Regions from separate parts of the Homo sapiens genome. Here all the other regions are linked to region 1. A link is a contact called in ENCODE Hi-C or POLR2A ChIA-PET data. All regions are on one chromosome and are shown on one strand. The core of a region is the stretch at or near the end of the contact, and the rest is flanking DNA. Distances in the headings are between cores, read along the strand shown. Region 1 has its middle 80 kb from the start of KLF5. Region 2 has its middle 160 kb from the start of LINC00392. Region 3 has its middle 130 kb from the start of LINC00392.

What was found. Hi-C counts contacts between places; a loop is a spot of excess contacts on that map. ChIA-PET counts read pairs that join two places held with the same protein, here RNA polymerase II (POLR2A). Pooled maps may share reads with other maps.
Region 2: a loop to region 1 is called in a map of Caco-2, with 9 times the contacts of the local background. The contact joins two enhancer-like sites. A Hi-C loop is called at or near these places in 1 of 168 maps with a recorded cell type or tissue (Caco-2) and 1 of 50 pooled maps. POLR2A ChIA-PET finds 5 or more read pairs at or near these places in 2 of 52 experiments (GM10248 and HEK293T).
Region 3: a map of PC-9 shows a loop between it and region 1 (6-fold over the local background). The contact joins two enhancer-like sites. A Hi-C loop is called at or near these places in 2 of 168 maps with a recorded cell type or tissue (PC-3 and PC-9) and 1 of 50 pooled maps. POLR2A ChIA-PET finds 5 or more read pairs at or near these places in 2 of 52 experiments (CD4-positive, alpha-beta T cell and PC-9).

The regions. Positions count from the first base shown.
Region 1 is chr13:73,136,768-73,140,318 of GRCh38, reverse strand. No RefSeq gene overlaps it. Among named protein-coding and RNA genes, the nearest start is that of KLF5, 80 kb to the right of the region's middle. Within about 2 kb of position 1,543, at least 9 of the 41 ENCODE cell types and tissues checked have a DNase peak (open chromatin) inside an H3K27ac peak, as active enhancers do; they include PC-3 and PC-9, where a contact is called at or near this core.
Region 2 is chr13:73,397,775-73,401,203 of GRCh38, reverse strand. No RefSeq gene overlaps it. Among named protein-coding and RNA genes, the nearest start is that of LINC00392, 160 kb to the left of the region's middle. Within about 2 kb of position 1,788, at least 5 of the 41 ENCODE cell types and tissues checked have a DNase peak (open chromatin) inside an H3K27ac peak, as active enhancers do.
Region 3 is chr13:73,428,505-73,432,268 of GRCh38, reverse strand. No RefSeq gene overlaps it. Among named protein-coding and RNA genes, the nearest start is that of LINC00392, 130 kb to the left of the region's middle. Within about 2 kb of position 2,393, at least 5 of the 41 ENCODE cell types and tissues checked have a DNase peak (open chromatin) inside an H3K27ac peak, as active enhancers do; they include PC-3 and PC-9, where a contact is called at or near this core.

The sequences.
Region 1 (3,551 bases), core at 294-2,793:
GTAGTGGCATGTGCCTGTAATCCCAGCTACTCGAGAGGCTGAGACAGGAGAATAGCTTGAACCTGGGAGGCAGAGGTTGCAGTGAGCCAAGATTGAGCCATTGCATTCCAACCTGAGCAACAAGAGCAAAACTCCATCTCCAAAAAAAAAAAAAGGCCACATACAGTGGCTCATGCCTATTATCCCAGCACTTTGGGAGGCCAAGGCAGGAGGATCGATTGAGCCCAGGAGTTCAAGACCAGCCTGGGCATCATAGTGAGACACAGTCTCATTTAAAAAAAAAAAAAAAGAAAGAAAGAAAGAAAAAGAAAAAAAAGATCAAGAATATACCAATAGTCCATATTAGTAATTATGATGATTGTTGTTATTGTTATGACTACTATGGGGAGGGGGGTTACAAAGCTGACTGAGTACGGGTTAAAGCCTTCCCAAGCCACAGGTTATTACCCAAAAATAGAACATAAAGAAAAATCCTTATGAAATGGTGCCCAGATTCCATTTAAAGACGTGTAGGCCAGGTGCTGTGGCTCACGCCTGTAAATCCTAGCACTTTGGGAGGCCAAGGCAGGTGTATCACTCACGATCAGGAGTCTGAGACCAGCCTGGACAACATGGTGAAGCCCGTTTCCACTAAAAATACAAAAATTAGCCAGGCTTGGTGGTGCACACCTGTAATTCCAACTACTCAAGAGGCTGAGGTAGGAGAATTACTTGAACCCAAGAGGCAGAGGTTGCAATGAGCCGAGATCGCACCACTGCACTCCAGCCTGGACGACAGAACGAGATTCCGTCTCAAAAAAAAAAAAAAAAAGAATAAAAGAAAGACAGGTAAACCTCAGAGAAATGACTGGGCTGGGAAGGAAGCAGCCTATTTATGACAGCCACGCACTTTACAAAAGCTCTCAGTGGGGGACGACAAGGCAAGCAAAGAAAGAACTTTCTTAAGTAAATATGAAATCAATTAAAGGAACAGATCCCTGGAAATAAATCATTTACAGAAACAGGTCCCACCTGTGGTTTCTAACACAAAATACACTGAATGCTCTACCTCAAGTCACTAAATGAAAACGGATTCCAAAGTAATTCAGTCTCTATACATGGTGAGTAAGAGGCGAGCTGCTAAAGCAAACCCTGCAAAACAAAGGTTTTCAAGATATCAAATCCATAGCCTTTCTTATCACAAAAGAGGTGAATGAATATGATGGTATTCTTACAGCATGTTTGCCATAGCATTTGTCAGGGAGTTATCCTGTGCAAAGGTAAGGTTTGGTATGCAGTGTCATTATTTTCCCACCTACTTCTGTCACAAGGTCTACTTAAAGGGCAGTTTCTTTCCTTAGTTCTTTAAATGCTTCCAAAAAGATATCTTAAGGTCAAGAAACTCCAGCAATGTGCAAATATCTTTCGGGAGTCGTCGATTTCCCCCTAGTACCATTAGGGGAAATGTTATTGTAGGCAGTCTACAGCAAGTTAATGGAGGGTCAAGTTTCTGTTTACTTTGGGACAGTATTAGTAATCGGAACCAGGAGGAAGGAGGCCTGGCGGCACAGGAGCACAGCATTCTTGGTCAGGCTGCCTTCGTTTGCTAGTTCGGATTCCAGAGTATGTTGAAATGATATTTCACATTCAATATTTGGAGAAAAAAACATATATATATATATTTACATACACACATACACACACACGCACATACACACACACATATATATAGTATCTATTTTGCTCTCCTTTCAAGACTTTTAGCCTTTCCACATTGGCAAAGGCTGGATTATAAGATTTGGATTCATTAGTGTTGCAACAACTCTGAGATTTGGTAGCTGAGGATTTTTTGTATTCTTTGCAAATTAGTCATAACGAGATGGGGTTTGATGACATTTTTCTCCTCAAACAGCCTCTTAGTAACCAAAGTTCAATAACAGATTAATACTCCTTTATCCAAACAAATTAAACAAATTCCGGAATATTTGGCTACATACTGGTACGTTCAACAAATATTTATTTGGTGCCGATCATGTACCTGGCACTAAGCAAGGCACTGAGGGGACAAAAGTGAACAAGACAAACTAGTGCTTATGAAGAGGCAGCAAGAGGAGTGTCTTTGCAGAGATGGAACAGTTCTATGTCCCAATTGCGGTGGATACATGAACCTGTACAAGGGGTACAAGATCGTAGAACCACACATATGTGCACACACACACTCACACATACACACAAGTGTATGTAAACTGGTGAAACATCAGAAAGGTCCTATAAGTCTAAACAATGGTATTATATCAATGTCGGTTTCTGAATTTTGATAATGTACAATAGTTATATAAAAATGTAATTCTTTTGAGAAACTAGATAAAGGGTACATAGAGGTATTTATATTATCATTTTAATTTCTTTTTTTTTTTTTTTTTGAGATAGAGTTTTGCTTTTGTCGCCCATGGCAATGTGCGACAAAGTGCAATGGCACAATCTCAGGTCACTGCAACCTCTGCCTCCTGGGTTCAAGCAATTCTTCTGCCTCAGCCTCCCGAGTAGCTGGGATTACAGGTACCGGCCACCATGCCTGGCTAATTTTTTGTATTTTTAGTACAGATGGGGTTTCACCATGTCGGCTAGGCTGGTCTTGAACTCCTGACCTCACTTCATCCACCTGCCTCAGTCTCCCAAAGTGCTGGGATTACAGGCGTGAGCCACCGCGCCCAGCCTATCATTTCAATTTCTTATGACCCTGAAGTTATTTCAAAATAAACTATTAATTTTTAAAAAGACTAGTCTTTGCTCTCACGGAGCTTGCATTCTAGTGGGAGAAACAGATAACTAACAAGTAGACAAAATAATCCCCAAATTACTTTATGTAGTGTGAAGAACATTGTTTAACAAGTGCCATGATATGAAATAATAAAAGATCCCATCCTTATCAAAGGACAATCAGAGAAGAGCTCTGTGAGGATAAGACATTCAAGCTGAGACCTAAAAAATAAGAAAGAGCCAGCCAGGCTTAGAGAGACGACCAGGAAACACAGAAGAACCTATCTAGTTTAAATCGTTAGAATGACCTTTGAAATTGTGACTTTATTAAGACAAAGTCTTGAAGGGTAGCCAGAGTTTGATGAGACGACCTTAGATTATTGGGAGGGTTGTGGTCCTAACAGAAAGCAAGAATATAAAAAGAATGCAAATACCTCTCGAGTACAATTGTCTTTAGCTCCAATAGAGTGCAGGACATTTAAGTGTCTTAAGAGTCAACAACATGCAAAATTCAATCAAGTGCTGAAAGCAGGTGGAGTAGATGGAAGAATTAGGAAACAGCTCTTGAAATCAGAGTTTAGGAATCTGAAACCACTCCTACTACAAATAGGATCACAGAGTCTCAGAGTCTTCAAGAGTGCATTTAGCCACACACATGCAGCTATGACTGTAGAGGAAAAAATATTTTGAGATATAATCTTGTCCACAGAGCATAAGCACCTTCCAGCCCTAAAAAAGTCTCCAATTATGTAGAGAAATGACCAAGCACAGTGGCTCATTCCTGTAATCGCAGCAATTTGGGAGGCTGAGGT
Region 2 (3,429 bases), core at 539-3,038, 260 kb before region 1:
CATAGAGCCGGCAATTGAAACTCTACTAGTAAATAATGTTATCTGGCTGGCACTTCTAGAACAAGTGGAAAGAGCAAAGGAGACTAGGAAGAAGTTGTCAGAGGGGCGGGTTAAAAAAAAAGAAGAGTGCAGTTTTACACACACACACATATATATAGATAAAGTAAGCAACAGGGTCAACAGCTGCTGAGAGCCACAAGAATTTTCTATCTTTAAATATATTTATCTATTCTAAAAGGTAGGTCTTAGCAATAATGACTTTTCAAGGAAGTCCCATAATGGTTGCTGGACTTACCCTATCCCAGAATTGACTTTAAGAGATCAATTTATGTCTACACTGGGGCATTGGAGCAGCTTGTAGAGAATTTGACTCCATTCCTACAGTCCCCTAGGGGGATCTACCCTAGTAGAAAGTGTCACTTCTGACTTCACCATGCTTGTCAGTCACACCTGTATGGTTGTAATGCAAGAGGCAACCCCCAATTAACTTGCACTGCAGTGCCAAACAAGAGCTAACAGATGATGCCATAGCGAGGTAAGGAAAGTATTCTGTTAACATCTGTGAAAACTTCTGAGATGCAGAAGGCAATGGCACATTTAGAAATTTAGCCAAAATGATAGGGTCATCCACCTCCAATTTTAGAAGAAGAAGAAGAAAAAGAAGTCAACTGGAAAATGTGCTGAGACCTAATTCAGGATGTACCAAGAACTCCTGCCTCTAGAAGGGCACTTTCACCAAAGAGTATGCCAGCAGTGCTAGTTTTGAACTCCTCCAAAGAAAAGAGGGGCTAAGAAAATGTTCCTCTGCTTCCTCAACTCCTTCCAAACCACCACACGTTCTCAAACTAGTACCATTTATACTCTGCTAGTCCCATCAGCTGCTCACTAACCAAGCAGACTTATCAGTGTTTGAATAAAGGCTTTGACATTGCTACTTTAGTTTAAAAAAAAAATGAAATCTGATTTTCGTTGGTTGCCTTCCTACTACAGATTGCACAAATTACAAAGGTGGTCACAAATGATGTCTTCCAATAATTCTGCCTTAGTGAAGTCGATAGAATGGTGGCATCCACGGAGAAAGAAATACATGAGGGGGTGATGAAGAACCATGCTCCTCAGGAAAAGGAAATACAGTCCTTGATCTCTTGTAAATACTTCCAAAGGAATAAAAGCGGGAGCAGGGAGAAATGCGCCATGACAATGTATGTCAAAACATTGTCACTCAGAATGGATGGCATAAAAGGTTAAGAGGAAGAAAAGGGCAGGCGCTGTATACAGAAATTTTCAGTTGTGTTTTCAAATCACTCGGATTTGAGGTGCTGAAAGGCCTGGAGGCCAGGGATTTATGTATAAGCGAATCATTCAAAAACGTATAAATGGCTGCCAGAGCAAAGTACAATGTTCACTTTTGAAATGACAAAAAAAGCTTTGTTTTAAGTAGGCTGAATCGACTAAAGTCAAGTTTCAATGAAGCATGTTTTTGCTTTGGGTGTCATTATTTAGTTTGGCATCCATGCCAAAGAAACCTTTTTCTCACTGCAACTGTTGTTTTTCTTCTGCTCCTACAACCCTGAAAGTCTAGGCAAGATCCTGATGCTAAATATTTAAATGAGAACTGGCTCCCTGTTTACCTTTGATTCTGATAAAGGGAGTGGGGAGCATGGGGTCTTGATTGCTTGCCAGGACTTGTAAAGCTGATAGTTGTGTGCCTTGTCTCTTGAATAATCTGGAAAATCAAGTTTAGCTGGTTTGATCAAAGAGTTTGCAAGTCAGTTGAGAACTCTTGCATGCAATAACTATAGATACTGTATACATCGAACAGCCAAAGGCCAAAAAGTGAATAGCTTTGCCAGAGATAAAGGATTATGTATGTTATGCTTGTGAATACCAAAAGAAGGAATTCTCCATTTTAATATGGATTGCTAAGGTTTGTACCGCTTAGACATTCAGACAAACAAAATACTCTAAATCTTAGGGATTTAACTCATGATGAAAAAAATTTTTAATCCTGCTGCTATCAGCCCATATGAATCCAGTGTGGAGTGAGGGAATAAACGACACACTTCCTACTGACGGTTTATCAAGAGAGAGGAGAGTAGTTTTAAATAGTTTCGGGATGAGATTGCCTCATTTTTTTGGAATCACTTTTCATCCAAATCTTCTAGCTGGAACACCTGTAGAGACAAGAAGATTTTGATGGAGATTGATGTTGATACAGAAAGGACATGGCATGCACTGTTTTTCGGACATCTTCCTTTTGGGCAAGTAGGTCACGTGGGAAAAACTCAGTTTCTCTGCCAAGAAATGATACCCTGGATCAGGAAACTATATGTCTCAACCTGAGAAATGAGAAAAATTCAAACTGGAAAAGTTCAATCAGATCATCTGCATCTGGTCTTTCCTCTGAATTAACCATCTGACTGGGTCTCACAAGCTGATTTCATGCCCTGTGCTTTTATTTTGATTTAACTAACTCAAAATTCAACACCTTTCTTGGCAAAATTATGGACAATGAATTATGGACAACGAATTGCTCCTTCAGCCAAGTGTTTCGCTTCTTAAAAGATAATATTAAATAATTTCCTACGAGGAAAACCGTTGATGAGCCACTCAGTGCCCTAGTGTGGGTAAAGAATATTATGAATACCTGCAAAAAACAGGCACTTTGATTGTGATTTCTTAAAATGGACACTGTTTTAGTTACTACTGAGAATTCCCATGAAACTACTGTTGGGAAGAGTTTTACACACACATACACACACACGCGCGCACACACACACACACTTGGCACATTGATCTGGCATTAAACTAAATTACAGGTACAGCAGTGACACATGTAAACGAATATGCCAATACAAGTCACCGAATGTTATGTGCCATGCACAACAATAGGCAATGAATTATTGAGTTTTGTAGTAATTAAAGAACTACTTTGTTGCTAAGAATCAGTGTATTACTGGTTCTTATGAATCAGAATGAATGTAAAAACATACATTCTTATTAGCTGCATTTCCAAGAGTTAGAAAGATAAGAGGTGGATCACAGGTTTCAGGGAACTATTATTAAGTTCTCATAGTATTTTCTTAATCACATGCATTTTTTAAGAGAAAGCTCAGAGTCCATATCACATAAACAAGGTCTGATTGTGGGGTTTTGAATGGCTATTGCAGGGTTTTCTTCTTTCCACGTTGTTTTTCCCCCTCACTGCACCAAATTTCACTTCTCGGAATCAGGACCTGAACCAAAGTTAAACATCATAAAGAAATTTACCTAGTAAAGACGGACTTTTATTGACTGAAAAGCATTTTTACAGTGTAATCTGCACTTTTTTAAGTCCTTGTGGAAAATCCCCTATGATTGAGTGGTACTTAAAGACTTCAAAATACGCATTGCCCATGAAGCTTTCAAAAGTCAAAGAGAGGGGACAAA
Region 3 (3,764 bases), core at 1,144-3,643, 290 kb before region 1:
TTCATTGGGCAAGCCATAGAATGTATATTTCAGCACTTAAGTGAAATTAACAAATGATAATGATATTTATCTCTGGGGATATTAGATACTAATAACATTGATTATTCATGTAAGTGCCAAGTATTTTTATAATCTTACAGTTCTACTTTAATAAATACTATCATTAATTCAATCCTATGATGCTAAGTTCTACAGGTTAATTATATATGTTAGGTTATTTTCTTGTTACCAATTTCAGTTATTTTTAACTGGGTTTTCTTTTGTTTGAAAAAGACCTAATCACCTTCATTAAATTGAGTGATTTAATTTAATCATTTAAATAATTAAATAGAGTGCCTTCTTTAATTAGCTTAGCTAACTATGAAATCTACTGAATTAGCAATTTCATGGTTTCCCTCCTTATACCTAATACCATAGTTGATGCTGCATTCCTTATGTAGACTTAGGATAGATTTTCAGCAATGATGTAATGTTATTTTTTAAAAAGTGAGTTTTCCGACCAGGTGCAGTGGCTCACACCTGTAATCACAGCACTTTGGGAGGCTGAGGTGGGCAGATCACCTGAGGTCAGAGTTTGAGACCAGCCTGACCAACATGGAGAAACCCCGTCTCTACTAAAAATACAAAATTAGCCAGGCATGGTGGCACATGCCTGTAATCCCAGCTACTTGGGAGGCTGAGGCAGGAGAATTACTCGAACCTGGGAGGCAGAGGTTGCAGTGAGCTGAGATTGCGCCATTGCACTCCAGCATGGGCAACAAGAGCAAAACTCTGTCTCGAAAAAAAAAAAAGCGAGTTTACCATTTCCTTTCAAATAACCTGCTTTTCCTGCTGAGTATCCTCTTCCCCTTCTATCATCCCTGTCACCAGATCATCACACTCTGCATCACTTCTGTGATATCACCACCACCTTCACCACTGTCACCACTACCACTACCATTACCACCAAGTCCTGCATGTATTTTTCTGGCATATTGATCTACTCTTGTGGTTTGTGAGATTGAGCTTGCCCCCAAGAATATACCGAGCCCTCATAAAACAATCTTGTCAGACATGTGGTCCCTATCTTCCAGAAGGAGCTTAACCCTCTCTTGCCTTATTCTCCACTTCTTTTCTTCAAAAGTTTTCCATTCAAACTAGCTCACTTACTATTTCCTTTCTGTAACCTGGTCCCCACTCCTTCCATTCATACTAACTTCCACTTAGATTGCTTTCCTTTCCCAAACTACCAAGATCCAGTGCAAACACCATGCTCTCCAGGAAGCCTTTCATGTTCTCTTCCCCAACTGTAATTCCTGTCTCTTCTAAACCTCCATCTCTGCATGTCCTTTAAACTAATTATCACTGTCTACCTTTTATTCTAATATTTCATGTTTTCCTCATAGTATAGTTTAATAAATGTTTGTTGATCACAGTTTTATGGTGTTGGTCACAGTTTTACCTGCAGGAGTTACATGTCTTTTGCTTCCACTCGAAAAAGAATGGAGGTGTCGAAAAAATAGGTGGATGCCTTTAAGATACAACTGACCAACGGCCCTGAACTTTCCACCTCAACCTGATATTCTGGGCTGAATTAAGAAAAAAAAAAGCATCCTCATAGCTGTGGAGGGGAAATTAATAAACCTTGATTCTGAGAAATATGAAGAAGTCATTTCCCTTTATTCTTCGTTTGGTGACACCATAAACTGGTCTGATAGACATAGCCAAAGAACAGCTTTCTCTATCATTGTCTTCTCATGTTCACTATGCCTTCTCAGAACCTAAAGGCTGGAAGGCGTAATGGAGCAGAAATTTTCTGCCCTGTTAGACACGGTAGTCTGTACCTAATGGTTCTGATGCCTTTAAATGCCCTCCATGATTATGGGATGGGAAGAGGGGAGTGTGTAATGTGGTGGGCACAAACTGGCCTGAAGAGACAGACCAATCTCAATTTAAATACTGGCTTTAGTACTTTCTAAAAGTCATTTCATTTCTTGAAGTCTCAGCTTCCTCATCTGGTAAAAAAAATGTGAATAACATCTACTATCCCATAAGATTTTTAGATGGATTTGAGTTTAAGTAGACAGACAGAGAGACATTCTCTAGAACAATACCTATTATTCCAGAAAAAAAATGACATAGTGTTTTCAATTTTGCCAGTAACTTCAATTGGAATGGATTCCATATTTACCAAATTTAGAACCGTAATGTAGTTTGGGATCTCAGACAAATAGTAAGACCAGTATATATACCAAAGGTCTAAGGCTACCCAGACAATTGTGTTGATATTAAGTAAATCAGAGATCAGGGCAGTAAATATTTATAGCAAATACAAGCCATGGAAAGCTCTATTGTGTCTTAGGAATGAAGAGTGACTCATGCATTGCTGCATGTTCAGACAAGGAGTGGTTGAGGAAGAAATCACCTTTTTTCCAGTTACCCAGCAAAGCTTTGGGGAAGAGGTGAAAATAGGGGAAGAAAGGGGCCTAGCTCAGCTAAGAATAGGTGGTGTGTCCAGAAACAGGGTTTAAGGATTAAAAGATAATGAGTTTATTAGCTCACCTAAAGAGAACTCACAGGGACTAGAAAACAGAAAAATAAGAAACACCTGGGTTTCTTTTCCTGGCACATACTTGCACGATCTCTCTGAGACTCATTCTATCATTTACTCACCCATTCATTCATTCATTCATCTATTCAGTCATTTACAAATATTTAGTTAGAAATCATGTACTGAGCAATGAGTAATGAACACACTGTGGAGGGATAGAAATGTCTTGAGTGTGTAATTATGAAAAGATAGATGTATTCCATAAGAAAACCCTCATTTCAATTTCACTTCTTTTTTTTTTTTTTTTTTTTTTGAGACAGAGTCTTGCTCTGTCATTTCACCCAGGCCGGAGTGCAATAGCGTGATCTCGGCTCACTGCAACCTCCACCTCCCAGGTTCAAGCAATTCTCCTGTCTCAGCCTCTCAAGTAGCTCCCAACTACAGGCACAGGCCACCACACCCAGCTAATTTTTGTATTTTTAGTAGAGACAGGGTTTCACCATGTTGGTCAGGCTGGTCTCAAACTCCTGACCTCAGGTGATCAGCCTGCCTTGGTCTCCCAAACTGGTGGGATTACAGGCATGAGTCACAGCCCGGACACCTCATTTTATTTCTTGATTTGATGAGGGATTTAACTAGATAATTATGTATCTCTGCCATCTCCAAAACTGAAATTCTGAGTGATGAAACTCACTTTGCCAGTTTGCACTTTGCAATTTGGCAAAGGTCATCAAACAGAATATTTCCCGTTTCCAATGTTCAGCACATCTGACAACCCTGAAGGGCTCCTATTACCTATGCATGCACTTGTGCACACACTTGTCCCCACAGGCCTGCAGACCTAATGACACACAGATATGTCTGGGAGTGGCACTAAGCACTCAGGGAAATGTGGACATTAGAAAATTATCTTGGGAAATTATCATGGGTTTAAAATCATGCATTGAGGTCAATATGCAAATAATTGCATCAAGTATTTACTCTTTATGAGATAATACTACTAAAATATTATCTTCTAAGGATTAAATTTTTGGTCTATTTCTATCCAATGAATTTCTTTTAAATCTGCAAAGTGAAGACATTTTCTCATGTTTCAAATATGAAAACAATGAGTTCTGATGATTTAAAAAAATCTCAAGTAACTTAAAATTGTTTAGTGCTAAAACTGCAAGTATCTCCCTCTTCTAGTGTTTGAGTCACTTATCTCAGATGTATTAGTCACATTCCTTAAGGC